Linked DNA regions of Mus musculus: regions 2, 3, 4, 5 and 6 are each linked to region 1. A link is a loop called in an ENCODE intact Hi-C map of the cell type or tissue named here. Cell type or tissue: left cerebral cortex. All regions are shown on one strand.

Region 1 (5,000 bases):
TGTCTCCTTGCCTAGATTTCATTTCCTGTGGGCATGGACCATTCATTTTACTTTCCCTAAGTTGCTTAATAGGATACAGGCATCTCTGAAGTTACACGGGCAGGCCTTGGCTCTGTACTTATGAACTGTAAACTTGGACAAATAATTCCACTGCTTTCAGTTTCATTTACATCCCTCTAACATGGGGAAGGGGTGTCTATCTTATGGTGTTGTTAGAAGGGTCTTGAAGCCAGCATGTCAAATAGCTCCCAACTATTTGTATTTGCTCTCACAGAATTATTATTATTATTATTATTAATTATTTTCTATTTGTAGATGGGATTTAGGAGAGAGGAGCAGGGAGGATAGGAGGGAGATATTTTGGAGGACAAAGGGACAGCCAAGTAAGGGACTGAGTTTCATGCCTGTGGGCTGTCCAAGCATGGCTGAGGGGATGTCTAAAAGGAGGGTTAGGGAGAGGAAGTCTGAGCAGGGAGTGGCACCAAATGGCTTGCAGAAAACTCCAGGCCTGAGATGTCCCTGGCTTCTCTGTGCTTAATATCAGAGTGTTTGCTTGAGATGAACTTGACCTTCAAGGTCAGGGATAGACCCGAGGAAGGCCACACAAGTCAGCAGAAAGAACACTGAAGGCAGAATGGCTAGGGAGTGCTTTCTCCAACTGCATTCTGTTCTGGATCCCAGACACCTCCTTAAAGCCAAGGACAAGAGGGGGCCAATTTCACAAGTTGAGCCCAGGAAGGATTTTCAGTGTTTTAATATAATAAAGGTGGGTATGTCCAAGCAAGAAGATGGTCTTTTCTGGCCTGAGACCTAGGTAGGCTGAGACCCACTTTCCCACTCCTCCAGTGTCACTCTCAGGGGCTGCATATGTCTGTTCTAGTCTCCCTACATGCAGCAATCTGGCCACATAAGCACCCAGAGACTGATGTCACACATCAGACTCACCGGGAGCAGAGCAGGTCTCTGGAAGAGAAAGGGGAGTGATGAGGGTGGTACAGAAATGCAGCTCATCTTGTACAGAGATTGCTCAGCACATGAAACCTGGGGTTTGCTTTCAAGCACCACATAAAGAAGTTATGGCAACAGAGACCTGTAGTCCCAGCACTTGGGAGGTTGAGACAGCAGGATCGGAAGTTCAAAATCAACCTTGGCTATAAAGTGAGTTTGAAGTCATCCTGGGTTACAGGATAGCCTGACTTAAAAGAAAAAGGGCAAAGAGAGACTTAGGGAGAGAAAAAGTAGATGGGAGCTGTCTCGTCTTTTGATTGAGGACATGGGCAAGAAGTATGCTCAAGAATATAGACCTAGGAGCTGAAGAGATGGCTTTGAAGGTAAGGGCATTTGTGAACAATCCTGAGTTCAGTTCCCAGAGCCCAAATGGTAGAAGGAAAAAACCCACTCTCACAAGTTTGGCTGTGACCTCCATACATATCCTAACCCCTCCCCCCACCCCCAAGGGAAAAAGAAGAGTCCAGGACCTGGGGCTCTGAAGAAGAACCAAGCAGGCTAGGTGAGCTTTGCCTCTTTTGTGCCTCTTTTGCTTCCAGTAGGGTACAATTACCCCACCCCACCCCCAACACACACAAACATTGTGGCAACTGAGCACTGTGTGGATTTCTCACTGAGTGCTGTTGTAAGTACAACACGCACACAGGATCCAGATGACCCAGCACAAACAAAAGGGACAGAGTGTCTCCTTAGTAATTTTCTTTTGTTCTAACTATAAGTTTAAGATGAATTTAGGATATGTTAGATTAAACAAAACATATTATTAAACTTACTATGAGCTGTTATAATTTTTTCCTATATACTACAAACTTTAGGGTAAGATGCAGCATGGTCTACGTTACATTTTCATTGAGCAGTGTTATTGTTCATTCCAGGCAGACGGCTGGCTGATGGGAAAGTGTCCCCCATATTGACTTCCTGAGGAATGAAAGGACCACACAACATGGGTTCCACTTACAGAGAGAGCACATTGTATAGCTTATTCAATCCCCTTGCCCCTGATGCATCTTCCGCATCCCATAATGTTTAGGACTTTTAACCCCCATCTCCGAGTTTTAAACAATATCCAGAATGTAGGAAGCTTTTGGAAAATGTTTGCTGAATGGATGGATAGATGAACAAGGCAAATTGGGCTCCCCTCATCCCTCTACTCCAGTACTACTAGGGACATTTTCTCATTTTAGGGGTGCGAGGTGAAGAGTGTCTATCCTCATAAGAGGGCTTCTGTGCTTGCGTGCATGTGGTGTGTGGGGAGCGGGGCGGGGAGGAGGGAGGAAGGCGCATGCGCATAGGTGCGGTGTGGGTGCCTGAAAGCAGAAAGAGGTTCTGGCTTCGGTCTTCTCATGAGATGACTATCAATGGCTCTTAGGGGCTCTACTGAGGCTCAGGACACCTCCAAGGTCTGTGAGCAGAGAGTCACTGGGGCGAAACCACATACGAGTCTGCATTTTGAGGTAACCCCAAAATATCCATTTCTCCCAGTTTCTTGGAGAACAAGGAAATGAGCTTGAAGGGCATGGAGTGGAAGGGCGTGGGCAGCTGGCTATCAGGGAGAAGCAGGAGACTGACCCTGACTCTCTCCGACTTTCCTCAAAGCTCACTGTTCTTGTCTCGTGTTTCAGAAAGGGCAGTCAGAGCCCAGGGCAGAATTAATTTGTCTAAACGTATGGAGCAGGATTCAGTCCAAATCTCTAGCTCCTGGATTTTCTCCTGAATCTGAACTGGAAGGTCATCAACGCACCTGGATTCATCTAGTCTCTTCTCTTCTGTTGATTTGCTGTGTGTCCTTAGGCAAATCGCCTCATACCTCTGGGCTATTATCCTTTCAGGGTAAAATTGATAGAGGACACCAGTAATCAGGCTTTCCGATAGGATATGTTGTGTTTCCTCAGGGGAAGATCATACCTCCTGTTCTATTGGCAACATCACTTGTTTATCCAATAAAATGGGAACCTATTTGATTGAGAACCTGATCTAGGTCCCGAGTAGAAGCCGGAAGAGGAATTTCATGGTTCTGTTATTGCTTCTGCCTCCACCAGAGGGCACTCTTCGATCCTGTAATGAAACCGATGCGGTGGTCTGCTCCGCCAAAATTCAGACTGTGGGAAGGTGAAAGGTTGCCCCTTAACAACTGCTGACCTGAGCCTAAGTGACTGCATGGAGGACTTCCAGGAAAGACGGCTTTAGGGGACTCCTGAGATATATGGAGTGTTTGACTGTGGAGTCACGTTTGCAGGACTAGACACGTGGAGTGAGGAGGGGCTCTGACTCTCAGTAGAGCCTCCTGGCAAGAGATTCTGCACAGTAAGCCCTGGGAGAGGAGTAGGAGTCAGAGAAGTTCATGTGAAGATGCTCAGTGTTTATAGCGACAGAGAACTCCTCCGAGCTGACTCGGGAGCTTATGTGACAGCAAGGTTGGGGGCTCTGTGAGATTCCGCGACTTCTGGAAGTTTGCACTATAGGACAGTGTCTGGGTTGAGACTTTAGCTCAGTCCAGAAGAATGACATTTTCTCTGTTTTGACTTTTTTTTTTTTTTTTTTTTTTTGAGTCAAAGTCTGACTATGTAGCTCAGGCTGGCCTCAACACTTCTGACTGCTAGGATTTCAAGTATGTGCAACTATGCCTGAACACCATGTTTGGTTGTACCTTTCTCTGTCCCATGAGTGACCAGTTTTTCAAAGCAAAGATGTTTGTCACAAAGGAGAGTAAATAGGAAAAGCTAGGGTTTGGAGCCGTCCCCAGCCTTCTGGGAAAGGAATTTAGACCATGATCATGCAGTAGTAGAAGATAGGTCAGTGGACAGGTGGCCAACTTTGGGGACAGGAGAGCCAGAGGGTTTAGCAAAGAATTCAGGCTTTCTGGTTAGGGCAAGAAAGAGACTCTCACATGTCAATTTTGTGATGGGCGCCTGGTGAGCACAGGCCTGGTTTACACACTTACCTTCTCAGATGTCATTCCTGTCCTATGACACAGGCATCCTCATTTCCCAGCTCGTAGACACTCAGCTGAGGTACCAGGAACTTTGCCAAAGTGGCAGAGTTTGGGTTCGAACCTATGTATGGCACTAGAGTTCAGATGGTGGCTTCTGGTGAACACTCTTTTAGAACTTATCGTGCCTGAGAATCCCCTGCTCAGTTTTTTTGTCACCGTAGCCTGTGCCTGGTGCATTCTCAGAGGTACCCACACACCCCTGGTTACAGATGAGGAATGAGCTAAAGTCATCATGTGCTACAGAGTATCTGGAACATCCAGGCACAGGGATTCCTGCAGCTCCTAGACTGGTGGTGCTCAAAATGTAGGTCTTGACCCCTTTGAGGTCAAGTGATCCTTTCACAGGGGTTGGATATCAGATATCCTGCATACCGGATATTTGCATTATGATTCAAAAAGAAGAAGGAGAAGGAGAAGGAGAAGGAGAAGGAGAAGGAGAAGGAGAAGGAGGAGAAGGAGAAGGAGAAGGAGAAGGAGAAGGAGAAGGAGAAGGAGAAGGAGAAGGAGGAGAAGGAGAAGGAGAAGAAGAAGGAAGAAGAAGAAGAAGAAGAAGAGGAGGAGGAGGAGGAGGAGGAGGAGAAAGAGGAAGAGGAAGAGGAAGAGGAAGAGGAAGAGGAAGAGGAAGAAGAAGAAGAAGAAGAAGAAGAAGAAGAAGAAGAAGAAGAAGAAGAAGAAGAAGAAGAAGAAGAAGAAGAATTATAGCTATGAAGTTGCAATGAAATAATTTGATGGTTGGGGGTCACCACAACATGAGGAACTGTATTAAATGATCACAGCATTAGAAAGGGTGAGAACCACTGTCCTATACCACTGGCTCGTGGCCCCTAGTAGAGGATTCTAGAGAGGAGAGACTGGACCGGGGGAAGCTTCTTAGGACCGGATTTTTGGCTCAAACACACACACTGTGCCTGTGTGTTTTTGTTTTTTCCAGTTAATAAACAGACAATCATTATTTTTCTCTGGCCAAATGGAAGCTGGCCTTAGAGCTTGCAGCAAGGGA
Region 2 (5,000 bases), 270 kb after region 1:
AAATGTCTTAAGGCTGTTACGTCTGTTACTGCTCAATGCCAGAGAAGGACAAAGTGTCAGAAAGGAATTCAGTAGAAAGTCCTTAAAGATTGGGGATCAGAACCCTGGGCTCTAAGGATACATATCTTTGCTTTAGGCTTGACCTGATAATACCCTTGATGTTTTTTAGCCCCGTTCTTCTCACACATAACCCCAAACTTGCAATATCAGTAGCTCTTGGGAACTTATTAGAAATGCAAATTTCCTCCACTGAACAGGATGACTGAATAGGAAAGGCCACAGGTGGGGCAGTAATCTATGTTTTAACAAGACCAGATATAATTTGAGGTGTAGTGATATAGAGAGGAATGCGTCGACTGCATGTCCTTCTGACAATTACTGGAATCCTATTTCTTTCCTTTGAGTCTTTAATTAGACTTGGACAGCAGGCAGTTTGAGGATATATTCTCTTAGCAAAAGCCTGGGAAGCAAAAACTTATCTTCCTAATTTGAAGTAGAACCATAAACCTTCAAAGTCTGGTAGGCAGAAGAATGGTTGTCATTTTCCCTTTGCTGCCGAGTCTCTTCGGAGGATCCCCCAAGCTCCCTGCTTTGTGCAGAGAGGTGCTGGGGTAGGCCATCAGTGGGACCAAGCATTTCCCCTGAGATGCTTCTTCTGTGATGGCCATGTCTTTCGGTGGCTTCCTTTCTGTCTATATGTGTTCTGCATGCATATTTCTTGTCTTCCCCACAGTTCCTCCCTCTAAAATTCTATTATTCCCTTAGATATGAATAGAATAAAAAAGAGCCCTGAAGCTGAAGAGGACCGTAGTGATAATAGAATACAACCTCCTCATCTTACACATCATCGGCAAGTCCCATACAGGACCAATTTCCTTCTGTGGATAGCAGATCATAGTGCCTGGTACATAAAAATGTACTTGGTGAATCTTAGTTGAATTGTTTGCTGTCTGCACATGACATAACTTTCTATAACATGTCATATGGTATTTAATCCCCCTATTAGCAAATACTGTTATACCCAAGGCTCTAAGCTTTGGGCCCACTTACTTTTCTCTTCTGTTGAAGTGGTTAACGCCATGCTAGCCTTACATGGGACCCCAAAGAAATGCACACGCAGCAGTTTGAATGAACAGCTTCTGTGTAAATATTAGCTATCATCAGCCATGGTGAGCCTGAGGAAACAAAGGCCAGACTTGAACTTTTCAGCCCCCCTCGGTATCACTCACCCCTAAGTGGTCCTCTGAGTCAGCACTAGTATAGCGCCTTTACCACCATGCCCTTCTCTGTGGTGCCACTAGGAATATAGTGGTTTCACCAAACACCTCTGACAACTGTAGCTATTTAGGCTGTCAAAATCAGCTTGACATAAACTGAGGACAATGTAAGAGCGTTTCTACGTGTTCTACTTTCCACATTAGCAAACATATTTCTGCTCACAGAAAAATACTATGGGTAAATAAGTTGAAATCACGTGCTATTTCTGTTATAAGCCAAGTGACTTGAGCTCCTAGCAAAATTAACCTAAACGAAGTCTGCATACCTTCTGTTAATCCAAAGCAAGTCTGCATCAGACTGGCATTTAGACATCAAGAGTGGCAGAGGAGACTATGCTCACAGTCCCCTCAAATATAGCACAATGAAGACACACTTCTTTCATTGGAAATATAGGATACCTACCCATAGTAGCTATGTAGTCAAAGGCAAACCCAAAAGATAATAGCTCCTCTGGCCCACCCTCTTTCTCTAAGCCACTGAGTCGCCTACTGCCTGAGTCATTGCATCATTTTGCCAAAAAAAAAAAAAAAAAGCCCTCTTGCTATCTGGGAAACATGATTTTTGTTTATTTAAGTAGGAGAAAAATAGTTGTGAGAACTGTGTTTGGTGTCAAGGAAACTGGGCTGCCAAGGTGTGTGTTAGATCTCCAGATCTTGCCTCAACTTGTATGTCCCCCTCTGGCCCTAGATGGAGCTGCCAGCCTCAGGACTTTGCCAATTTGACCTTTACTTGCTAGGACAGTGCTGCTTTTGCCAGCATACAAGTAGCTCTGCTCGGTGACCATGAATGCACAGGACTAAGAGGGTCTCATTGGTGGAGGCCCATTTATCCTGCTGTGGCTATGAGAATTACTTCCCGCACTGGGCTGCAGAGACCCTTAAGACCCCAAAGCTTTCCTGTGTCTGCTGTAAGGCTCTAATGGTCTGCTTCTATCACCATGGCAACACAAACACAACTCTACCAAGTACTTTTAGTACTTGAGGTTGAAAGAGAGGCATATTTGCCTCCAAGGGCTGTTGTGCAGTTGGCAGGTTGTGTTATCTGGCAATGTGTTTGCTGCTACTGTTCTGAATGGGGGTGCCACCCCTCCCCCCAGCATCTGAAAGGAGTAGCAATGGCCTGTAAAGAGCTCTGGTTTGGCAGGCCGAGACTCTTCTGCCAGTCATCGCCCCACAAGCTGACAAACAATTCGACTTTCTCTGCCTCTGATCTTCCCTCCTCCACCTCACTGCCTCCTCAACCTTCCTCACACAAGGGCCTCCTGGGTCTGCAGGGATCCAGTTCACCAGGGCTCCTTTCCTGTGATAAACTGAACATGAGAGGTCTGGAAGCACCACCCCATCCTGCCTCTCCAGCACTGAGCGCATGACCTTAGGGAGGCTTTCAGGACTAGAGATCTGAGACTTAGATTTAAGGGCGCATCAACCCCCCAAACCTGCAAATACAGCCAGCTTTATGTCTGCCGTCCCTCATGTTGCCTACTTTTCACTAGAGCATTCCAGAAAAATGTGAAGTCTTAGGAGTCTCAAGCTATTTTATAGAGTGACCAGGGGAGTCACATTCATAATAACTGGGTGTCTGAACTAATGGAGACTGGCTGACTTGGTATTTTTGTAAAACAATTTCTCTCTCTCCCTTCCCCATCCCTCTCTTCATCGAAATCTCTGGGGCCACTATGAGATCCATATACCCTTGTGATAACTGTAGAGTGTAGAGCCATACTTACACACACACATACACACACACACACACACACACACACACACACACACACACACACACACACACACACACACACCTATGTGTATTGATCTAATCTTATATGTTAGAGTCTCATAATATTTTCTGATTGTGATTTTAATCATCATTTCATATATGTCTCTCATTTATTTAGCACCTGTATATTCCATGCACATACACTCTGGACCCATTTCTAGGACCTAGAAAGTATGGTTCCTAAAACTATAGCTGTATTATATCAGCACGAATTAACACAGTATTTAATTCATACTCTATGTCCTATGGAAACTAGCACCATATGTTTCTTAGGTATTTGTGGGGAAGGGAAGGAGAGGTGGAGATAGACCAATTGTCCCTCATAAGTAATACCAGCTTCAAAACATGTAGGGCCTGAGGTGGACCTCTAAAAAAGGTCTCCACTCATAAAGTTTTCTGAATCAGGTATGGCCCTTGCAAACCAGGGAAGAAGGTCCAGTTAATAAGTGATCTGTACTATGGAGAATATACTGTATATTTGGCATACATATCTTAGGTGTGATATATGTCATAGGGTTGCTGGATGGGGGAATAGGATTGATTACCTTCCATTTCTTTCTCAACACAACCCCCTCCTAACTTCATGTCTTTTTTTAAAAAAATAATCTACTAAATCTGGTTCGAGCTGCTCATATGTTCATGAGTGTGGAACCTTTGACTGGAACACTAGAATTCTACCAATTGCCATAGCCTATCAAAAATGAATGATTCTCCCACTCCAGAAACTATCAACTGTAAATAGCTCCTCAGGGAGGGGTGAGAACTAGAGCTTATCTGCCCCATTGATGCCAGAATTTTGGCAGGCTTGATCTTGCACATTTTATGAAAGGAACCTCAGCTACTGTTGAGCTCATGGATGAGGCAATCGATAATTACAACCTGTCTGGAAGATGGCATTTCAGAGCACTCCTCTGCATCCTTCAGCTCTTGCTTTCTTTCTGCCTCTCCCAGCTCCTGTGATGCTCTCTGGTCCTGGGTGGTGTTGGGGAGAGTTGATGCACATGTCTCATGGGCTGAGCATTGAGTCTCTTATTCTCAGCACATTTTCTAGTTCTGCATCTCTCCTTTGACTGCATCCCACTGCAAAAAGAAACTTCCAAGGATAACCCTTCCCCATTCTATGTTAATGACACGCACAGTAGAACTTAAAATAATGTGACTCTAGAGGAGTCAATGTTGACTTTTCTATTGAAATTTATTTATTCTTTTCCTAATGCTATCTACTGATCTTTCTAGCTCAGTCCTTTGTCCTGGAGCTCAGTGTATTAATGCTAATTTAATTTACATGACTGATATAGCAAATTGCCCTCTCTTGTGCCTTCATGCACACACTCCTAGAGTACTTCAACAAGAGCTTTGTTTCTTTCCTCACTTGAAATCATCATCAGGTATAAAAATTTATGAACAAACTCTACTGTTTCCAAAGCAAAGGGAAACATGGGGAAATTCATCTCCTGGGTACAATTTGAGCTTTCAGAATAATCAAGTGCAGCTGGACGTCTTAAGACTAAACTAGCATTCATGCATTCAGCAAGAGCTGGTGAATGCCCTTCTATCCACAGGATCTAAAAACAGTTTCAGATAGGAAGACCCAGATGTGGTTTCCCATTGCACAGGCCTCTAGAAGCTGCATATGGACACATTGGGGGACAAAATCGAGTCTTACATCAGTTAGGAGACACCAATCCTTACACAAGACTCCATCTGGCATTGTACAGACCCAGACACTGTTTCTTGTCACAGGGCTACATGGACTAGGATCATGAGTAGCTCATCTCGCCTCTTGGAGGGAGATATTTTCCTAGGGATAATCTCTCTTGAGGTTATTTGTCTTCCTGGGATATCTGAGAGGATTTAATGAGATAATGATTGTAAATCATTTTGAGGGCCTCTGAAGAATGAATGGTGCTATATAAATCAGAGCATCATTATTGCAGTGATCACAA
Region 3 (5,000 bases), 490 kb after region 1:
TGGGATCTCCTCCGAAGTCACTGTGCCCAGGGATAGGACTTCATACACACTAACAGATCTAGAGCCTGGAGCAGAATACATTATCTCCATCACTGCTGAGAGGGGTCGGCAGCAGAGCCTGGAGTCTACTGTGGATGCCTTCACAGGTACCAGGGGAGCAGACGTCTCAGTGAGGTCCCCGAGTAATTAGATCTTAACATGAGGTGATTCAGATGTCCCAGTCTTCCAAAAGAGAAAATTAAGAGATGTGTAAGGGGAGGGGATGGAGCAGGGACTAATATATGCATGAAAAGAAAATGTTTGAGAGTAAAGGGAAAGAATAAGCAAAGATCTGAAATTTTATGTCAGATTGTTATAGCCTAGACACAGGAGCTAATTCATCTATTTCTCCTTTCCTGCATTAAATTAGTGGTAAGGCTAAAGCTCTCTGTCACATTTTTCCAAGTTAGAGGTTTTAAAATCCGGGACCCATATTATGAATATTTCACAGAGCTGCTTCTAGTTTTATTAGACTGCACTATTCAGTAGATGGCTAAGTAGCCTAGCCTGGACTGGAGTGGGAGAGGAGGTAGGACCTCTGAGCCAGCAGGTGAAAGTATAGCCCATATCAGCATAGAGGGAGATCAAGCATCTCTGCCCAATGGCCTGCTACCAACACATGTGTTTCAGAGCTGCCAATCTTTTCTACTTTGCAGGCTTCCGCCCTATCTCCCATTTGCACTTTTCTCATGTGACCTCCTCCAGTGTCAATATCACCTGGAGTGACCCATCTCCCCCAGCAGACAGACTCATTCTGAACTACAGCCCCAGGGACAAAGAGGAAGACATGTTGGAGGTCCTCTTGGATGCCACCAAGAGGCACGCTGTCTTGATGGGTCTACAGCCAGCCACTGAATATATAGTGAACCTTGTAGCTGTCCATGGGACGGTAACCTCTGAACCCATAGTGGGTTCTATCACTACAGGTGAGGCTGGAGATGTTGATCAAGAGGGTTCTCACTTCAGCTTTTGACAAGCCAATGCAATCTAAAATGACAAACTTTCAAGAAATAGCAGAATGAGCCTATAGCTAGAGACTTCTGTGAGTTATTCTGTAGCAGGTACTTCTTTCAGCATTGCATAAGAGACATATGATGAGAAACATCCATTTGCAAAGTAGGACAGGCCCAGTGCTCTGCATGCCCAAGTCTTGAATGCATTGGTTCTAGATTTGCCAATCTAGGAAAAAGGCCCGGAAAAAGCTTGTCTCCAAGGGATTCTTTCTAAGTAAAAAGATGATATTTCTATTCTGGAGAGCCATCTCTTGACAGCCTAATAAATGATTCTTCCTCAGAATCAACATAGAGCTAGCATGTAACCATGTAGCTACCTGGCATTCAGAGATAGGAGCTGATTTGCACATTGGAAGACATAGAACTTTGAGATGAATTGGGCCATTTCCCTTTGGTCATTTGCAAATGCAATCCCAAATATGATACATTTGTATATAAAAACACCTATAATTAGATAGTTCCCTACATACTGACAAGAACTCACAAACTGGAAAAGTATGTTAAGTAGTCAGCGAATTTGACCCCACAGTTTAAATGCACCATAATTATGCACCATAAATAAAATATAACTTAGGAAAGTATATTCGTTTAGGATTTGTGCTCTGAAATCTCTCTACAGTTAATGGGCAGTTTTTTTCCAAGTTGAACCAAAAGTAGCTGCTAAAAACTAAGAAAGAGTAGCAGAGTTAGGTCTTTGCAAGAGAAGTTTCCCTTAGAGAAGATAATTATATGATCCTCTATTTGAAATAAAACACACAAACTTAAAAGGAAGTTTCTGGTTGGTCTAGATGGTAGTAGCTGTGGCACAGAAGTGTAGATCTTGCCAATTTAGCTTCCTGACTTTGGCCATAGCTACAATGTTATAAGTGTGACATCACACAGACTGTCATGTTAGGGATGCCCAGTTAGTTATGTAGGGTCATGCCTGCCTGAGGGACACTAGTGGATCAACAGAAATCTAGAAATAGATAGATATTCCACTTTCAAACTGTGCTTCTGTCTTTTCCCCACAACTCTCTGATCTTTGTAGGAATTGATCCTCCCAAAAACATCACAATTAGCAACGTGACTAAGGACTCCCTGACGGTGTCCTGGAGCTCTCCTGTTGCGCCTTTTGATTACTACCGAGTATCGTACCGACCCACCCAAGGTAATGATATGATTTTGTTTCTCAAACATAAATAAGGCTTGAAGTTGATTAGAGATTATTATGGGTGCATGATCACAACTACACAGCATACACCCTCATACCATACTTCCTCAAAATGAGAGTGTATTGATGAAGAACAACAGAGAAACCATGAGTTCACCAACTTCTCTCAAAATAGGCTCTCAAAATATCATCAAGAGAGCCAAACACTTTACCATGGGAAATAACTGGACACCGTTAGCTAGGCTGCGCAATGAAAAACAATGAAGTGAGGCCTAGATGGCTTTACCAAGAGCCAGTGCTACACATACTATGCTGAGCATAAAGTCTAAGACTAGAATCCTGGATATGGATAAAGACCCAGCAGAGCCACATGGAGCCCTGAAGGGAACCACAGTGATCCTAATTCTGCCATTGTAGCCAATGTATGAGTCAGAGAAGTTGGCCGAGAGCTTGCCTGCATACTGCCAGTTCTTGCTGGTATATGAGGCATTGTTAACAAAGTAGAGAGAATGTTCACTTCCAGCCAGAGGTAGGACAGTTTTCCAGGCTACCTTTCTCTGGGCTGCATAGGGCACTTTTTGCGGTGGCTCTGCCCACTCCACTTCCACTATACTGATATGCCCGCCTCAGAGAAGACCGGTCTGATAGAAACCTACATAATAAATAGCTCATTTACTTTTGTTCTAAAAAGCCCATAAGATGAAAGAGTGAGGCCAGCGTATAAGATCTATTTAAACTCCACCATTATCATTTATGAGTCATGTATCTGCCTTCCCTTCCCTATTGCATGCTGAGCCCACACCCATCTGTGCCTCATGACCCACTGTCCCAATGTACACTGAGCCATGGACCCACTGATAAGAGAGCTGTTGAACGTTTAGTGATGGATTTTGTTCTTCCTCAGTGGGACGGCTAGACAGCTCCGTAGTGCCCAACACCGTGACAGAGTTCGCCATCACCAGGCTGTATCCAGCTACTGAATATGAAATAAGCCTCAACAGTGTACGGGGCAGGGAGGAGAGTGAACGCATCTGCACCCTGGTGCACACAGGTAAACATGGCTCCCTTGCTGGGTGTCGGCTCAGGACATAAGCAGCAGCCTTGAAACAAACACAGGAAGCAGAGTGAAATCACTCCAGCGCATACAGTGGATACTGGCTCCGGGGCCTGAGACGCCATTCTTTGGCTCCTCTGACTCACTGTGTCCTTCAGGACAAGTTGTGGTTTCTCTCCCCACAGACTGTTCTTTCTAATTATAGGAGTTTGGTGAGTCACACTTGAGGAGGAGTCTTGCTCGTTCAGGTTCAGAATGTTCATGGAACTTCCTCTACGAAGAGCGCCCTTTCAAAGACGCATGATGGAGACAGATTCCACAGCAAACATTTGAATCATAGGATCTCTTTAAGTCTTGGGGGTTGAGGAAACTTCAGAAAAGCATTGTTATTCCAGTTTCAGGAAACTAGGGGTGGATTATTCATCATATACAGCCACCCCATAGGTGTATTGCCTTTGCTCCAGGGAAAAGGCTCTAAGTCCATCACCTGTATGAAGGCAGTAGAGGTGAAGGTGACCCTTTGTGGCATCCCCAGCTGCTTTCAGGAACACTATGTAGTTCTTGTTCTCCTGTAGGAAATGTCCTCTGTGTCCTCAGGCCCCTTCACAGAAGGAAGGTGGGGAAAAGAGATGGGCTTTAATATGAAAAATAGGGAGGAGAAAGTCTCCTACCATGCCTTTTTTCAGAAAACTGGCTCTTTGGATAAGCCTGAAGATAGGGCTCCTTTTCTGTAACTCCACTAGCCTCCCTTCTCTGGTCCTTAAGCAAGTATATCACATAGGATTAGCACAGATTTGCTCTAGATGGCAGTGGAAGGCACAGCCATCAGTTTCTATCCTCAACATCGAGAACCTTCTAGTTAAACCACAGTTTCCACTACACATAGGAAAACATTCAGCCTGCCTCATTAAGCGAACACCTGGATATCCCAACGCTGCTAAATTTCCCTAGAGATGGTGATTTCTGAAGGAGGAGAGTGTGCCTAAGGAGTCCTCACTGCTTTGTAAATACTCTTACAAGCGCCAAAACATTATCTATTAACACAGTGACCAAAACGTCATTCAGAAACATAAAAAGGTACCTTTCGTAGTCTCCCTCCTTCTGGTAGATGCACTATGTTTTGTCAGTGATCATTAAAGCAGGCAGTGGATAAACATTGACCAGAAGTAATGACCATTCAGCCAAGAAAGCCTGAAAATTCTGCCATATTTTCTCATTGAAAATCATAAAAAGGATTTCGAGAATATCGTGTTCCCAAGATAAGAGTGTTGTGACTCAGCCCAAAAGCTAACTCGTGTGATTCTTGGCCACAGGCAGCAGACATCACAAAAGCAGAAACTCAGCAGCACACCAAGCCACCCTGTCATCTTTCAAGTTAGTCAGACTGGTTCTGGTAACTTCCAGTCACTGTGCCACGCTCAGAAGTGTCTCCGGTTGTTCTTTTCAAGTCATCACAATAATCTTAAAACTTGTAGAATGACAGCTCCTTCAGGAGATGGTACACATCTCAGAAATCATCCAACCATAGACTCTAATAGGAGTTGAATTTAAAGACGTTTTTGAAAGCACAGATTATGAATAAAATTCAAAACACTGAATTGTAAAGTCTTTATTTCTTCTTGTTACTTTGGGATGAGGAACATAAGCAAAAAAAAGGGGGGGGGAGAAAGAAAAGAAAAGATAGCAAACACAGCTCATTTAATCAAAGAACAGAGGTAGGCCGATGGTAGGTCGTGGTTCC
Region 4 (5,000 bases), 380 kb after region 1:
GAGGATGGTCGGCTCTCCCTTCACATAGCACCCAGGTTTGCTTCCAGTATTTGACAAATGATGTTTTTAGTGCTAAGCTGGGCCCATATTAAATCTTCAAAAACGTCAATTATTGTTACTGTAATTAGTATTATTACACACGAGGCGTGCTTTCCTTTGTTCCTTTTTAATTGGAGGGGAGGACGGTGCCTCTGCCACTTTCTATGCTGAAGAAATGTTTTTTTTCTACTTCTTTATGTGTTTAGAAAGGAAAAACAATGATAAAAACAAAGCCGGGACTGAGGCTATAGCCCAATAATGGTAGCATACTTGCCTAGCACGCACAAAGCCACAGGTTCAATCCCCAACACACACACACACACACACACACACACACACACACACACACACACACACACACCAGCAACTAAGCTTGTGGTGGAGAACTACCACACAAGATCACAAGATCACCCCTGAAGGAACCAGAGCCAAGACGAGTGTCTTGTAGTACAGGTTTTGCTTTGGGTTAATGTTTCCTCTGTTCTTGTTTTACTTTTTAATTATGATCAAGTGACCTTGTCATATAAAGTGTGCTTCCCTGCATACGAGCAACAGAAGGCTGAGCAAACAGACTTTAATGCTACCATCAAATGCAACTTACAACCGCGTTAACATGGCACATATTATTGATGGATGATGATACTAATGGCTCCATGTGCTGCATGGTAATGGGTCCCACCAGAGAAGCAGTTCACGTAAGTTACTACTTGGGATATTACCATCATGGACTCAGGCTTGAGTCTCCCCTCCTGCCTTTCTGCTGGTCCTCCCTATATGGACTCCAGTGGCCTTGCTCCAGAATACCACATCCCTTCCCTGCTTCCCTTAAAACTAAGGGCAATGAGCTTCCCTGCTTGTCAAAGGAAGGGGAAGCATTCAGTAACAATGAAGATTGGAGCAGATGCCCACATGAGGATACCAGGAGCTATAAACTCAAATAGGGGCCCCACCTAGCATGAGAATTTCGCTCTGAAGATTTTTCTCCCATAGCTGCAGGCCTTCCTTGACCTAGGAGTAACATGAATTCATCTCCTCCCATCTGTGAGAACTTAACTGAGATGCTGGGAGACTGGAGAAATGTAGCCTGTGGCAAGGTAGGTAACTACTCATAGCAGCAGTTCATGCTATAGAACTAAAATGCACTATGGGTTTGTAATAGATACACCCCTCCCCCATTTCTGTGGAAAAAAAAAAAGCACTCGAGACCCAAGCAGAATCTGTCTTGTGCAAGCCCTTGATTACTACCTGACAGGAGCCCTGAGTGATCCAAGAACTTGCTAACGTAAGTTCTAGCAGGGGTCTAGGGCAGGGGCCATGTCTGTGCCACAGAGAGCCCCAGAAGCCTGTGTCTCCACACAATGTAGAAGGCTGGTCCTCTGGCAAGATGGCAAAACACAGCAGTGTCATGGCAGCTGCACCACACGAGCTCCAAGCCTCATTGAAACACAAATGCTAACTTGATCGCCCTTTACAGCGAAACCTTGTTACACAGATATCGGTTTATCTGAGAAGATATGCAATTGGAAACAATTGTTGTTCCCTAGCTAACTGGATAGCCTGTCACGCTTCAGTGGAAATATCAGATTATCTGAACTAGTTAATTCAAAATCCATTCTTTCTGCTCCCTTGCCTTTCAAATTAATGACATTTGCCGTAATTGATGGCAAGAGAGGGGGAAATGGGGGCAGATACCGGAGCACATGGTCTCTGGAAGTTCGTGACTGCTGCTCACGCGCCCTAAGACTGAGCCCTGAGAGGAAAGGACAATCATAAAGTATGTGTTCTGGAAAATTAGATTTTAAGTACTGGGTTTCCCCTGAAGGACTCTTTAAAGGAGAACAGAAACAAAGCCTAACTGTGCAATTAGTATCATAATCAAAAATTCAGGGGAAGGTAAGTGGTTAAGTGTTGTTTCCTCTTGGTGAGTTTTGTTCAGGATAGAGTCTCCACTCCAAAGCTCTTGGCCTGTGCAAGTGTGACTTGAAGTCCAGGTGCTATATGAAGACTGTATCAGAGGATTGTGCCTTTGCCATTTGTCAGCTAGATGATCATGACAAGTTATTTAACTCCTTTGTGCCTCCTCCCCTTATTAGATAGCACTAGTTAGATAGATCTCGAGAGGCTATCATAAGGACTGTAAGTATAAATGTTTTGGAGTGGCTTCTAAAACACAGTAATATGAACAGCAATTTAAAATGTTTAAAGGCTTGACTAAAAACCCTCTATCTCCCATTCATAGCTAGGAGATTTGGGGTTAGAATGGGGTTATCTCCCATTCATATCCCTTGCCTCAGTTTCTCATGCGTAAGATGATGGTTAATTGAAGCCTCAGAATATTTCACAGGTGACGGAGCAGCTGAGTCTGAAGGTAGACATGGCTTGATCTGGATCTATCATAGAGTGGGCAGCCAATCAATGCTGAGAGCTTCCTCAGACTGAATGTTTTAAGTATTCCCAGATCCCAGCAGGACAGAAGAGAAGAGACTTCCATACACAGTGCCAAAGAAGCTCCCACATATGGTAGCCCCAAGTCACCAAGAAGAATATGTGCCAGCCAGTGTTTCATATTTTACTTATTCCAAAGAAGAAGGAGCCATGTGTGTGCCAAGCACCACTGGGTCATTAGAGAGACATATGTGTCACATCAACACAGATTGGCAGGGTGTGACAACAAGGATGAGCGAGGGAATACCTGGCGGAAGGTACTTAAACAAGCAAGATGAGTCTGGCTCCCACAGCCCTTACTAGCATGGATGCTGTGGTGCTAAAATTGCAAACACAGCTACCAGTTTTGAGAGTCTGCAAATCAGGCACTCAGAAAGTAAGAGCGATGAGCCTTTCTATTTTAATATCAGGAAAACACAAGAACATGAACTTCTCTATATAGAAAAACAACACAGATTGCCAACATCAATTCTAAAATGCCTTGAAAAGGCTAGGATGCTAACATCAGCCAGCAAGATGCTTTAAGCCTCTCTTTCTCTCAAAGTATATTCCTCTGCCTCCACATAGCACAGTGGCAGGATGTAAGAAAGTGGCATGATATATTATTTAGACATGAAGCAAGACTTCTACATTCTGTTCCTCTCCCTGAATGAGTTAAAAAAGAAGATGGGTACAGTTTGTGAGTATGGGGATTGATGTTATTGTCTGTTCAAAATGTCTGATGTAGGCTCCTGCTCACTGCATCACCCACGATGCCATGATTTATTACCACACTGTCTCCAGGTGCAGTCCAGCTAGTCTCCCCTGTGATGATCATGCAGAATGTGAGAAGGGGTGTCCACTGGTAGACTATTTCCAATGAACTCTTGAATCATCCAGACAGAGAGGCAGATGATGAGCTGACACCCGGTAGAGATTGTCTGGTTGCTTGAGTATCCCCATGTGGAATAGAGTGGGGGGATATGGAAGTTTGAGAAATCTCAATGAGAAAGTGATTGTTGGACATTTGCCTTCACAGCAGCCATTGATAGTTTGTTCCCAATACAAGTCTCCGCACCATCTATCACTTTTGTCCTAAGGACACCTTCATTCTTTCATTCAATAAACATCCAATGAACCCTTGCCAGGAGCTAGGCACCATGCAGCCATGAGATGACGATCACAGGACTCTTTGCCTTTAAGGAACCTAGAAATCTCTTCCAACTTTGCCTGTTCTGTGAGATGCCATCCTTCTTTCTCTGGGTTCCCAGAGCTCTTTGCCCTGACTAACTCATGACATATCTGCCTCTCTTCTGCACTGGTCTGTGAAGTCCTGAGACAAGGAAGAGAAATTCATCTCTTCATCCTTACCCGGAGAGGTGTGTTCACCTTGCAGGCACTGGAGGGGTCTGGAAGTCTCCCAGGATGGAGAGGCAGTGATGAGAGTGAATACCCAATCTTCACACATGTATGTCAAAGCTAGCATGTGAGCTAATAGCAGACTAAGGACCATGAAGGATGTTTCCCTGGAGTACCACATTTGCACATTTCTCTTATTTTTAACTCCTCTAAAATATGAGATTTGAACTCATCCTAAGGAAGAGCCACATCCTCATAGTCAACCCACATGTTTCCTAATGCTGAAATATTTTAGGCATCGAGAACAGCATGTTCAACATTCTCCCAGCAATCTCTCCTTGGAAAGAGTCTAGATTATGCTTTCTGGTATCATTTAGGCTTTGTCCAGGCTCCACTAGAATGCTTGGGTTTCAACAGTCCGAACAGAGGGCATGTGGTACACTTGGCGTGTATCTTAACATAGACCAGCACAGTCTGTATGTGAGGACCTGGGAGACTTTTTAGCATTCAGCACATAGCCAGACATATAAAAAGGAAACTGATAAACAGGCATCCAGGAGCCTGGTGTCAGGTATCTGCTTGTTCTACAGTCTGTCCAAACCCACCAGTCAGGCATTGACCAGTGTAGTGGATCCTCCAAAGACATGACCTCCCTAGCAGACAGCAGTTTCTCTGGCCAGAAAGCCCTACCATGTATCACCCCTAGAGCAAATGCAAAAATCAATGCTTTCCTCTCAGGGCTGACCTTTCCTGGCCACTCAGCCACCACAGAGTTATATCATCGGTGTCAGGCTCTGCCCAGGGGCCGGTGCTGGGTGGGGACTGTTAATCAGCTCCTACCCCAGATTAACATTCAGACAGAGAGCTCAGTAATGAATAGTTTAATATAATGTTGACTGTTTACCCACATGAATGGAAAGAACTTACATCTGCCAGAGCCACCTGTGCCCACAGAACTATAGCTCAGACAGCCATGTCCCCCAAGAGCCCAGCTGTGTAGAGGAGAGAGGGGGTAGGTTGGAGAAAAGAGCAGGGGAGACAGGATAGTCTGGGTGGCTGTGGCCAGCAGTTGACCAGACAGCTGGGAAGGGGACACACACACATAACCAGTAGGCAGAAGACAGAAGCAGGGGGCGGGGGGGGGGGGGGTGGGTGGAGGTCAGCTGCCAATGGAAAGC
Region 5 (5,000 bases), 130 kb after region 1:
CTGCTCCGAAGTAGTCCCACTTTTTAATGCATTTGACAATTCTACATGTAGTAAAAACAGTTATTTTACCTTTGATTGATCCTGTTCTGAACTGACTAGTGTTTCTTTGTGGCTTTCTCTCCTGATGTTCATTGATCACTGGTTCTGTGTTTTTGCAGGTGCCACATGCTTGTTAATGTGTGTGCTAGAATCCTTACAGAGCTGTATGTGCACTTCAGAAAAGAGAAAGTGCATCTTACATACAATGATTTTAGAGTCAAACACACATGCTTTTGATTTGAGCACAAGAGATCATTAGAAAGCTAGTTAATTTGTGTGACCCAGCCTCCTCATTTGTAAATAGTAGGTAATATTTACCCTGGAAGGTTCACAACCCTCTCTCTTCATCCCCTTGAGTTTGCCATGCCTTCAGCTTCAGTTTCTCATTGGCCCTTTGCTAAAATAACCCTCATGCTTCCAGTCTCATCCTAGATACTGTGCTCTGTGGAAGCCTGCAGCCCTCTGGTCAAGTTAGTTTTCTTGCCCGTGTTCTCATTTATTACATTGCCTCTGCCCGTGTCTTGGCATCAGCCTCTGAACTGTCTGGTCTCTGCCCTTTCTTTCCACTTTGAGAAACTGCAAATTCCATAAAAATGGGAACTGTGATTTGCAAAACATCAAATCCCATCTTTGCTCTTCCTCATTCCTTTTAATCCAAAGATTTCTTAAAGCAAGTTATATTAGGTAAGGAATTCATGACTGAAGTTCTGAAGAAAATGCCCACATCTTACTTGATTCTCATTAGCTGGCATTGCAGGAGTTCAGCTCACCAAATTGCTGGCTCCATCCTAGTACTGTATTAGGCTCCAGGCAGTGATCTGCTTTAGGTGTAGAAATTAAATAATGTGTCCTGTGAATTGTTACTAATACCCAGTACTTTCCAATTTCATGAGATTCACAACTGGTTTTTGTATCTGTGAAACTGCCCAAATCACTAAGAGAATGTATTTTCTTAGCAGATTTTCAAAAGTAATAGCAATCCCCACAGTTCATTTGGCACATATAGTTCTAAATATTTTATTAAAAACTCAGCCACATGCAAATTCATTGGAACAACCTAGGCACTTTATTTAGAATACCAACAATGATCACTTGTAGGTATTATCTCATGTTTACTTTAAATGTTGTGACTTCTAAAGTGACATAGCACTAGCTTTGTTATCTTGGACAAGAAATTTTATCCCTTTCTGCCTCAGTCCTTCAGTCTAAAAGATGCAATTGGAGCATTTGCACTGTAGGATTAATGTATGCGTTAAATGAGATGTTACCTGTAAGGATTAGTAGCAATGCTTAGCACTTGGTACAAATGCTGTATAAAGTTAGCTATTATTATATGTCAAGGGTGAATCAGATGTAAGCAAAGCTTTTGGATGAGACTGGAGTTAAATTTCCTGTCAGCTGTATGTTACTCTGTTCCTTCAGCATTCCTATTCAGTAGGGAGGGGGCAGCACTATCCACATTTTACAAACAGTGGAATTGAGCCACAGAGAAGCAAAATGTATAGTGCACGAGTGGCAGCCGAAAACTAAGACTGACTTTGTAGACATAAGTTCCAAAGCACTTTCCAGGTGGCTGAGTTACTGGGCAGTTAATGAGTGTAAGCTTGCCTTTCCAAGTCTGAGCAGAGACCTCCTTTGCCCCTTTTCTGCCAAACATTTATCCTAAAGGCATACCCCTCCCCAATACCATATCAGGTTTTCCTACTGCAACTACAGGAAAAGGATCAGCAAAAGGCCCTTTGTCTTCCTACAGGCTCACCAGAGGGAAGTCTTTGACTCCATCAGGACTGGGACTGTTTGACTCTTTAGAAAAGCAGTCTCCAAGAGTTTGTGGGTGCAGGGAGCCTGAACTCAGACTGTTCAAGAGGACCAAAGACGCGTTGCTTTTCTGTCCACTAGGGGGCTACTTGTAGAAGGCTGGGAAAAAAACAGCTTAAAAATATGCTGCTGAAATTTCAGTAAGAGGGGAAAAGAGAGAGCTTGTGAGAGACAGCAGAGCGGTCCCAGGCTTCCTCATCTCGTTCACGTCAGAGGCAGGAACCGACTGTGCTAAGGCTGTTGGCTCAACACGCAGAGACAGAGCTGGGGCAGCCTCAGAGACAGGGAAAGAAGAGGTCCTCCCTGACCCAAGAAATTACCACGAGTGGAGTAAAGCCATCTGACTTTTTGGTCTTATTTTGGTTGCTTCTTCTCTCCTTCTACTGGTAGACCTACCAGCTGCTGTTTCGTTTCTTTCGTGAAGCCTTCTCTCTGCCTCTCAGAAAAAAAGAGGAAGGCAAGAGAGGGAGAGAGGTGGGCGCTCTAGGTGAGCGCATCAGCTGGCTCCAGCCCGAACGTACAAGAATTCTCTGCTTTGGAAGCTGCTCTAGCTCTCTGCTCTCCGGCTACCCACCCCCCAACCTGGGTAAGTCCGGAGTACTGCGCTCCTCTGTTTCCTTGCTAGCGAGATTTCAGCACCACGGAGAGCGATTAGATGCATGTTTGTTCTTCAAGCCATTTGGCTGTAAGGTTACATCTCTTTCGGCTGCCGATAAAGCGGGGTTCTGCGTAGGGAGAAAAGAAAGGAGAAAGGCGCAAAACTGTGTGTCTACCGAATTAGAGGGGGATATGGACCTTGGCCTTGGGAGTGAGCCTGAGCAAATGTATGTGTGTGCACTGTTGCATAAGACAGGTGAGGTCGGAGCTAGCAGGCTTGTAATTGTGCTAGTCTCCCGTGTGAGGCTGTCCTTTTTATATGTAGCTGGGAGGGAGGGTTTGGGGAAAAGAGTCCTGGGTTTTCCTAAATTAACTCTTTCATACCCAGCCATAGGTGGTGGGAAAGTGTTACAGGAAAAGCCTGGGGGACAGGAGTGGAGGTAGAGTTAAAAGTTGTGCTTCCAGGAGGGAGCTTGGAGAAGCAATATTTTAAAATGTCATTCCCCCCACCCCCACCCCCCAGGATTACCTGGATTCTTGATGTAGTGACAGCCTAACCTGACCTTTTGCTTCCTTTCCTGGTGTCAGTTCCTGGTGGGCAGATGCAACAGGTTAGCCCCAGGCTGGGGGTAAATTTGGGGCTGAGGTCTCTAATTTCACACTTCAAGGAAAATACTCAGCCTGGCAGGGGCTGACTGACTCGAATTATACTATATTTGTAAGCAGGCAGGGAAGACCATCCACTTCTCTCTTACCCTTGGTTGGAGAGAGGAAAAAAGTCCACTCTCCCCTGTTTCCTGGGGGCATTTGTCAGTGACAAGCAGCCCAGAGGAAAGGGTTTGTCTTCACTTGTCTATGGAGTCAGGGGAAAACCTAGACTGGCCCAAGCCTGAAAGTGTCTTCTCCAGCTCCCACCCAGGGCCTCCAGGGCCTCACAGATGGTAGACTGGCATTACTACATTCTACTGCTTTTTCATGGTCTCTCTCTCCCTTTCTCTGTGTCTCTCTCTGCCTCTCTGTCTTCCTGTCTATTCTCCTCCCTCTCCTCCCTCCCCCATCTTCCTCTCTCTCAATACTTTCAATAAGTTACTTCTACCTATCTTGCTTTTTTCCTTAGAGACTCTATCTGCCTGCCCTCATGTCCCTGAGTTCTATTCAATCCTACTACATGAAGCTCCTCAACAAGTGGCCTTGGGGGCTTCCTTCAGTTACCAAAGTTTCCTGGGAGCCAGTATCCCAAGAGGGATGTGCAGCTCCTTGCAAGATAAAGCCTAAACTTGGTTGGCCTCTAACCCTTTGAGGTTCTGCTCACTCTTTTCCTCATGGGGTGGGGGAGGGACAGGTAGGTGGAGTTAGACACAGACCTTCTTCCCAGTGATGTCTTGTGTTACGGTTTTTAATTCAAAATCCTGGGCTTTTCTCCAACATGAGTAAAGTGTTCCCTACTTTGGATTGTGGGAAACTTCTAGGTGGGAGATATAGTTATGAAAGAAACAGTACCACCTTCCTTAGCTCCATCTCCACCCTGAGATTATAAGCAGCAGAACTAGAAACTTCAGTGTGTCTCTAGAATGAATGGCAGAGAGTAGTTTTTAGAGATGGGAAGACAGAGATGTCAGAGGTTGTAATGGTAGAAAAAGATTGAAGCATGCAACTTTAGAGAATCAGAAGCCCACACAGACTCATTCATACTCCATCCTTTCCCTTCACATTCCCCCAGTGTGTACCAGTAAGTGGATGATTTCTCTACCAACTAACTGGTCCCTGAATGCTTAAAAAGCCGTGCCCTTGCAAAGGAGCCTCTCTTAAAGACATCATTTGTTATAGATGTCACAATTATCTTATTAATGCTCCTAGATTCTCTCTGAAAAAAAAAGTGGCCAGTAACATTATTGGGTCCATTTTTAAACAAGCATTGGGTCAGAGAGTGGCAAAAGCAGAAACAGAACTTCTGATATACTCATCTCCTCACCTGTAAGTGCAGAAGTGCTCATATGTGGGAGAGTGAGAACCTGCTGTTCACATATACCAGCAAAGCTTGTTAGTGAATTCACTGTGAAACAGTGGGCTCTCCCTGGGGAAGAATCAGAACCAACCAGACAACTTGCCATGTCGCTGATGCCCAGAAACCAAGTGAAGAGCTCTCTGTGCTGATGGTGACAAGAGTCCCTGGGATGCCAGCCTCCAGGATGAACTGAAGTCACATGCCCAGTGTTCACATTCCCTTTACCTCAGAATGCCAGGCAGAGGCCCTTTTCCTAGAGCACCTTGCCATAGGTGTACGAGTTTGGATGTTTGTTCACTTTGCTGACACAGGACCCTTCATGGGGCCACCTTCATTGAGTCCTCTGTGGTTTGGGATGTAGGAGGATTACCAAGGGTCAGGAAACAGTTGGACTTCTATCACCTAGAGGAGTGAGAAATGGTACAAACTAACTAGACACATAAAGGCTCCACTTTCCCAGAAGCCTCTTCTCTCACACCCGCCAGGGTTCTGGAGAGAAGGCTACTGCATACTCACGTCTGTCTTCCCCTCACTGAACAAA
Region 6 (5,000 bases), 120 kb after region 1:
CTTGATGAAGGACTGGAATGTGGAGAGAGGTATGCGTGGGCAGAACTGCATAGCTCATCAGTGGCTTCACAGAAGCTTAAATCCAGGCCCACTCAACTTAGACCTAGGCTACTGTTTTGCCCTTCACAGAGGTGCTCTTGCAGCATCTGACAAGGGTCTCCAAAGCCAAAGTCATAGCTAAGCAAGAGGCAAGTAGGAAGCTGCTAAATCTGCAAAGGACATTGATTTAAAAAGTCAAGGTCAACCTAAGGTAAAAACATGGGCAAGGTCCATCTAATGTTCTCTACAGATGGATCTGCACAGATGTCCTAAGATGAGGAGGGGACTATTGGGATTGCTATTGGATACATGAGGGAACTGAAAACAACCTTTTCTAGACTTCCAGAGCAGAAGCTCTGGAGTAAAGATCCATCTGGGGATGTAATTCCTTGGTAGAGCAACTTGTCTAACGCCAGCAAGAGCCAGCACCCCCAAAGCAAGGATCTGACCCCAGTCTCCCTATACAGGAAGCTGTGATTTCCCCAGTAAGTATGAAACTTATTCTGCTCACATGTAGAGAAAGTGCTGAAGGAATTGTGAACATGGGCATAGCAAGGGAAAGGTTCAGCTTCTAGAATTCTGGCTAAGAAGCAGGGAAGACTGAGGAATCACAGAACAACGCCAACACTCCACAGCGCCCCCCACCCCAGTCTTTCCTCCCTATCCCCACACCATATTTGTGCTGCTGTAAAAACAAAACAAACCAGAAATGTACCCAAGACTGTTTCAGTTCAGTTACTTGTTCCCTTGCTGTGATGAAATACCACAACTAAAGCAATCTATAGAGGAAAGGGTTTATTTGGCTTGTGGTTACAGAGGGAGAGTCCATGATGGCATGGCAGTAAGTGGCCAGAGCAGGAAGCAGAGTGATCACATCATTTATCAACACAAAGGAAACTGAGAAAACTGGAAGTTGGACAGAGCTAGAAACCATCACGGCACACCCTTAGAAGCATTTCCTTCACCAAGGCTCTGCATCCTAAAAGTTCCATAACCTCCCTAAATAGCCAACTGGGGATTAAGTGTTCAAATAAATGAGCCTGTATGGGGGGGGGGGGAACAACATTTTTCCACTCAAACTACCACAGACTGCGTATAATTTATAAATATAGTCATGGGCTGCAAAATGTCATTGATGAATCAATACAGGACAATGATTCTCTAAGATTATACTGCCTAGTGACACTGTAGCTGTCTCCCCTTGCGTAAGCACACTCTGTAGTGTTCACACAATGATAAAATTGCCTAATTATGCACTTCTCAGAAGTTAGCCCTGTCACTGAATTACGAACGATTTTTAATAGAAATGTGTTGCTCTCTTTTCTGGAGGCTAAAGTTCAAGGTCACACTGCCAGAGATTCAGTGTCTGATTAAGATCTTGGTCCCTTTTTCTAGGATGGCACATAGAAGTGCCCATGGCAGAACCTGGCAGAAGTGACTGATGTTTAAAGAGGGCTTAGCTAGTTCCCTCAAGCCCCTTATGGGTACCTAATCCCACTTCTGCCTTGTTTGGGGGTGGTGCTCTGTAACCAAAGGGCTTACCTCTCCATAATGTTGTGTGGGGAACAGGAACTAAGTGTCAATTTCAGTACTGAAAGGGACCGGGACTTTCCAGTCACAGCAGATCTTTTTATTTCTGGTGAGTAGCTTAGCCTATTAAGCAAAAGGAGAAGAGCCAAAAAGGGAGAGGGACTGGTGTCTCCCCTGGGCAAGAGTCCATCTGGGAGAAAGGTGGGGCAAGGACTTAAAGTTTTTAAAGTGGCTGATGCGGAAGGTAAGACCTAAAATTAGGCCTCTGTTTCTCATTCAGAGGCCATAGAAAATGAAAACTAGGAATCGAGTAAGTGGCTCAGAGGGGAGGAAACCCTACACAAAGTAGCCAGTGAGGGGGTGGGCATAGATGTGCTGACAGCCAGCCTAGCTGTGAAGAAGTCCTGGAACAGGAGTGACACCTACCCTGGGTCCACATCATTGCCCTTGTCTGCAACAAGAGTCGACCGCCAATCTAATCCTCTGCTGCACTGAAAGCAGACATCTGCCTTGCTCTCGCTAATTTAGTGTAGGAAGCCTGGCTCGCTCTCTGGTATAGATAACAATTCCTAGCTGGCAGGCAGGCTGGGGAACCAGGAGCTCAGCTGCACCCCTCCTTAGCTAGCATTCCATCACCCAGCAGTCCTCCCTCCCCAAGCAGGCTGCAGCTGGCCAGGCCCTATCTACAGAGATTTTAGGTGCCAGGGGGAAGGGCAGGGTTAGTGACTCAGAGAGATGCTGCATACTTGCTCTCACAGGCACAGGACTGCAGTTCCCAGAACAGACTCTGCTCAGAACTGTCTGAGCCAGCTCTGCCCTCAGAGGACCCAGATGAACTGGAAGGGAGGAGGTGTTTCAGGCTGGGCATGCTGGAAGTCTGGATGGAAAGGTTTGTGGTACATTAATGGGCACTCTGGGACTGTTGTTCTCTTGTAGGTAAGCATTCCACAAAGGGTCTTGGAGCCCCCTAAATGCTGGCAGGTCCTGAGCACAGCATTCTTTCATCTGAAAGCCAAAAACCAAAATCCATAACTAATATGGACTCGGGGACAGCTCCCTCCATACCTTCTACATGGGCACAGCAGCGGTTGCCTACTTTTCTACTGGAATGTTTTCTATACGTCCCACTGAAAGTTAAGGGTCTCATTACTTATCCCCAGAGGAATGAGAAAGAAAATAATTAGCTTTCTGCCTTGAAGCCTAGTTCATTCCTCAGTTCTGCTCTTAAACTCATGTTTTAAATGACAGTTCTGAGATTGCTAGAGTTAGAATTTTCCAGGAACCTCAAAAGGTTCAAATATTAAGCTATAGCTGGGTGTGGTAGTATCTAACTATAATCCTATAAATATAATATAATATAATATAAATATGTAATATAAAACTAATTATAATATAAATATAACTATAACTTTAACTTGGGAAGTTGAAGTAAAAGGATTACAGTTTGGAGACCAGCCTGAGCTACATATAGGGATGCTGTCCTAAAAGACAAAAGGGGAAAAATAGTTAATCAAATAAACACCACCACATATTAACTTAAGTAAAGGAGCATAGATTACTCAACTTACTGGGATTCAGATTCCTGCTGGAGTTATCATCTCAGACAGCATTTTCTGGAGCTTTCTTCCTGTCCTTGGCTCTACTTGCGTCTGGGTAATTGTGAATGGGATCACTTTACAGAGCTTGGAAATGACTATGGTTAATTCTAGGCTCACATGATTCCTGTTTGGTAAGCTCTTAAGAGGACAATTCTTTCTGAACTTCTAGGGTTCTGTTTGGCTATGTTTGGGGCATGTGCTTAGTCTTGAATCCAGTTTTAGATGTGTTCTGCAGGTAAGGTAATAGGTCTACAGTCTATTGCAATGGCATCAAAGTAAGTGAAGGATTTTGGGCAAGGGTCTTTTCCATCTGCTGCCTAAATGCAACAGCAAATTCTACCTTTTCCTGGAGTTGGCAGTGTTTGGAGCTGTCCAACAGTGCTCTTTCTCTGTTCTGTCAAGTCTCTGCTCACTCTCCTAGGTTCTTTCAACTCAGTGCTGTTTTTTAAAAAAAATTCCTGAGCCATTTTCTACAGTTCTTCCCCTTGCCAATGTCTGCCTGTAGCTCCAGCCTTCCTGTCTCCATAGCCAGCAGCTGTCCCTTCAGAATTCTCTCCAGACATTATCCTCATCATGCAATGAGGTCACCAAGTCCTGCTGAGTCAGGCTGGGACAGAACCCAAGTGCAGTCTTAGCATGCAGGACCTTCTCTGCCTCATTGTGGGGGTGAGCACTTGAGCCACATTGTCCGTATGGAAAACTTTAAAAATTCATCTCTCTACCTCCAAAATCCTGAAATAGTTCCTTCTAAGCACAACTTACAGAGATTAGGGCAATCCAACTTATATCATCTGAGCTGAAAGGCAGTGAGTGAGCCATTTTCTCCAATGCCTAAATGTCCCTACAATGTCTTGACAAGTGGCAACTTTTCTTGAGTTGGACCATGTTTAGAAGTCTCCATTATTGGATAACTCTCCATGTTGGCAACTTTCCTTTCAGCTCTTCTCTCCAATCAGACCACAAGAGCAAAATGAAAGGTGAGTTCCTTATGCTAAAGGTTTGGGAGTCCAAGGGCAGCTTCTACTGCATGGTCTGTATATGTGATTCTTGATTATCTGTATCATCGATACTGAGTACCCATGAACTCATAGTCATTACAGTGAAAGAACTTATCCATGTATGCCCACGGCCAGGGTCTACGACATGGAACTATACCGAAGGATTCAGAGACTGTAGACATTGCACACTCTTGTCTCTCATGCCCCAAGATAGGACCGGGCTATTTCATTGCCTTAGAGCAACTGCTTATTTCCTAAACATTGAGCTCCCTACCTATATAATGTCATCCTGGGCCTTCTACCTACAGAATATGGGAGCTGGTGGTATGCTGTAGTCAGGGAAGAAGGTGCAGGTATAACCAGGATTTTCTTCCCAGTGATGGGTAGAGCCATCTTAAAGTGGCAAGGGATATACAGGGTCCCTCACCTCTCCTGTGAGGAAAAAGTTGTGGAGCAACAAACACAAAAGAGAAAATTCCCACTTCTTGTCCCCCTCTATTTCTGTGCTCATTTGCTCTTTCCCTCTTCTGAAACATTCTCTTTATCCTGGACCCACAGAACTCCACAGTTCTTCAAATACTCCCTGAAGTCAAACATTTTCTTGGCCATCATGGAATTTATGTCCTCATAGGATAGAAGGACAAGTATTTATAACCCTATAACACTGTAGCCATGTAAGCACAAGATTCTGGAGAAGATATTACATAGAAAAGAGGAAGAGTTGCTCTTGACAACTTCTCCCATAAGATACCCTTGGGTAGTAATCACATAAACTGTCCAAGAGCCAAGTTTCTTGTCCCCTTTGTCTCATGTTTACAACAAGGTGTTTTCTTCT

The links. Peaks named below come from ENCODE experiments on the same cell type or tissue, not always from the same donor. Only the 100,000 strongest peaks of a DNase experiment are listed, where the experiment ranks them.
Region 2: a loop joins it to region 1, with 2.9 times the contacts of the local background. A loop is called at or near these places in 6 of 42 quality-filtered maps.
Region 3: it touches region 1 in a loop (2.6-fold over the local background); 13 of 42 quality-filtered maps call a loop at or near these places.
Region 4: a loop joins it to region 1, with 3 times the contacts of the local background. A loop is called at or near these places in 18 of 42 quality-filtered maps.
Region 5: a loop joins it to region 1, with 6 times the contacts of the local background. A loop is called at or near these places in 11 of 42 quality-filtered maps.
Region 6: a loop joins it to region 1, with 5 times the contacts of the local background. A loop is called at or near these places in 11 of 42 quality-filtered maps.

Annotation. Positions count from the first base shown.
Region 1 is chr1:159,393,570-159,398,569 of GRCm38, forward strand. No RefSeq gene overlaps it. Among named protein-coding and RNA genes, the nearest start is that of Mir1843b, 56 kb to the left of the region's middle. In left cerebral cortex, a CTCF peak has its summit at 3,041 (motif pointing right); a DNase peak (open chromatin) is centred at 3,128; H3K4me3 peaks cover 339 bases; H3K27ac peaks cover 1,309 bases.
Region 2 is chr1:159,659,032-159,664,031 of GRCm38, forward strand. All of the region lies in intron 1 of Tnr (tenascin R), which reads left to right. Among named protein-coding and RNA genes, the nearest start is that of Gm31348, 120 kb to the right of the region's middle. In left cerebral cortex, a CTCF peak has its summit at 1,893; DNase peaks (open chromatin) are centred at 1,911, 2,298, 3,876 and 4,688; H3K27ac peaks cover 629 bases.
Region 3 is chr1:159,886,175-159,891,174 of GRCm38, forward strand. Tnr (tenascin R) reads left to right here. Exons shown (of 23, transcript NM_022312.3): 11 at 1-146; 12 at 696-965; 13 at 2,083-2,202; 14 at 3,110-3,256. Among named protein-coding and RNA genes, the nearest start is that of Gm31348, 100 kb to the left of the region's middle. In left cerebral cortex, no CTCF peak of the experiment used is centred here; DNase peaks (open chromatin) are centred at 2,676, 3,456, 4,028 and 4,603; H3K27ac peaks cover 1,086 bases.
Region 4 is chr1:159,768,701-159,773,700 of GRCm38, forward strand. The region is part of intron 2 of Tnr (tenascin R); the gene reads left to right. It overlaps Gm31348 (a long non-coding RNA gene), which reads right to left. Exons shown (of 5, transcript XR_001779507.2): 5 at 4,689-5,000. Among named protein-coding and RNA genes, the nearest start is that of Gm31348, 13 kb to the right of the region's middle. In left cerebral cortex, no CTCF peak of the experiment used is centred here; DNase peaks (open chromatin) are centred at 2,888, 4,093, 4,417 and 4,642; H3K27ac peaks cover 1,653 bases.
Region 5 is chr1:159,521,773-159,526,772 of GRCm38, forward strand. It overlaps Tnr (tenascin R), which reads left to right and starts at 1,997. Exons shown (of 23, transcript NM_022312.3): 1 at 1,997-2,443. In left cerebral cortex, a CTCF peak has its summit at 1,937 (motif pointing right); DNase peaks (open chromatin) are centred at 1,509, 1,974, 2,424 and 4,570; H3K4me3 peaks cover 2,913 bases; H3K27ac peaks cover 1,464 bases.
Region 6 is chr1:159,515,649-159,520,648 of GRCm38, forward strand. No RefSeq gene overlaps it. Among named protein-coding and RNA genes, the nearest start is that of Tnr, 5.6 kb to the right of the region's middle. In left cerebral cortex, a CTCF peak has its summit at 2,349; DNase peaks (open chromatin) are centred at 2,213 and 3,751; H3K27ac peaks cover 633 bases.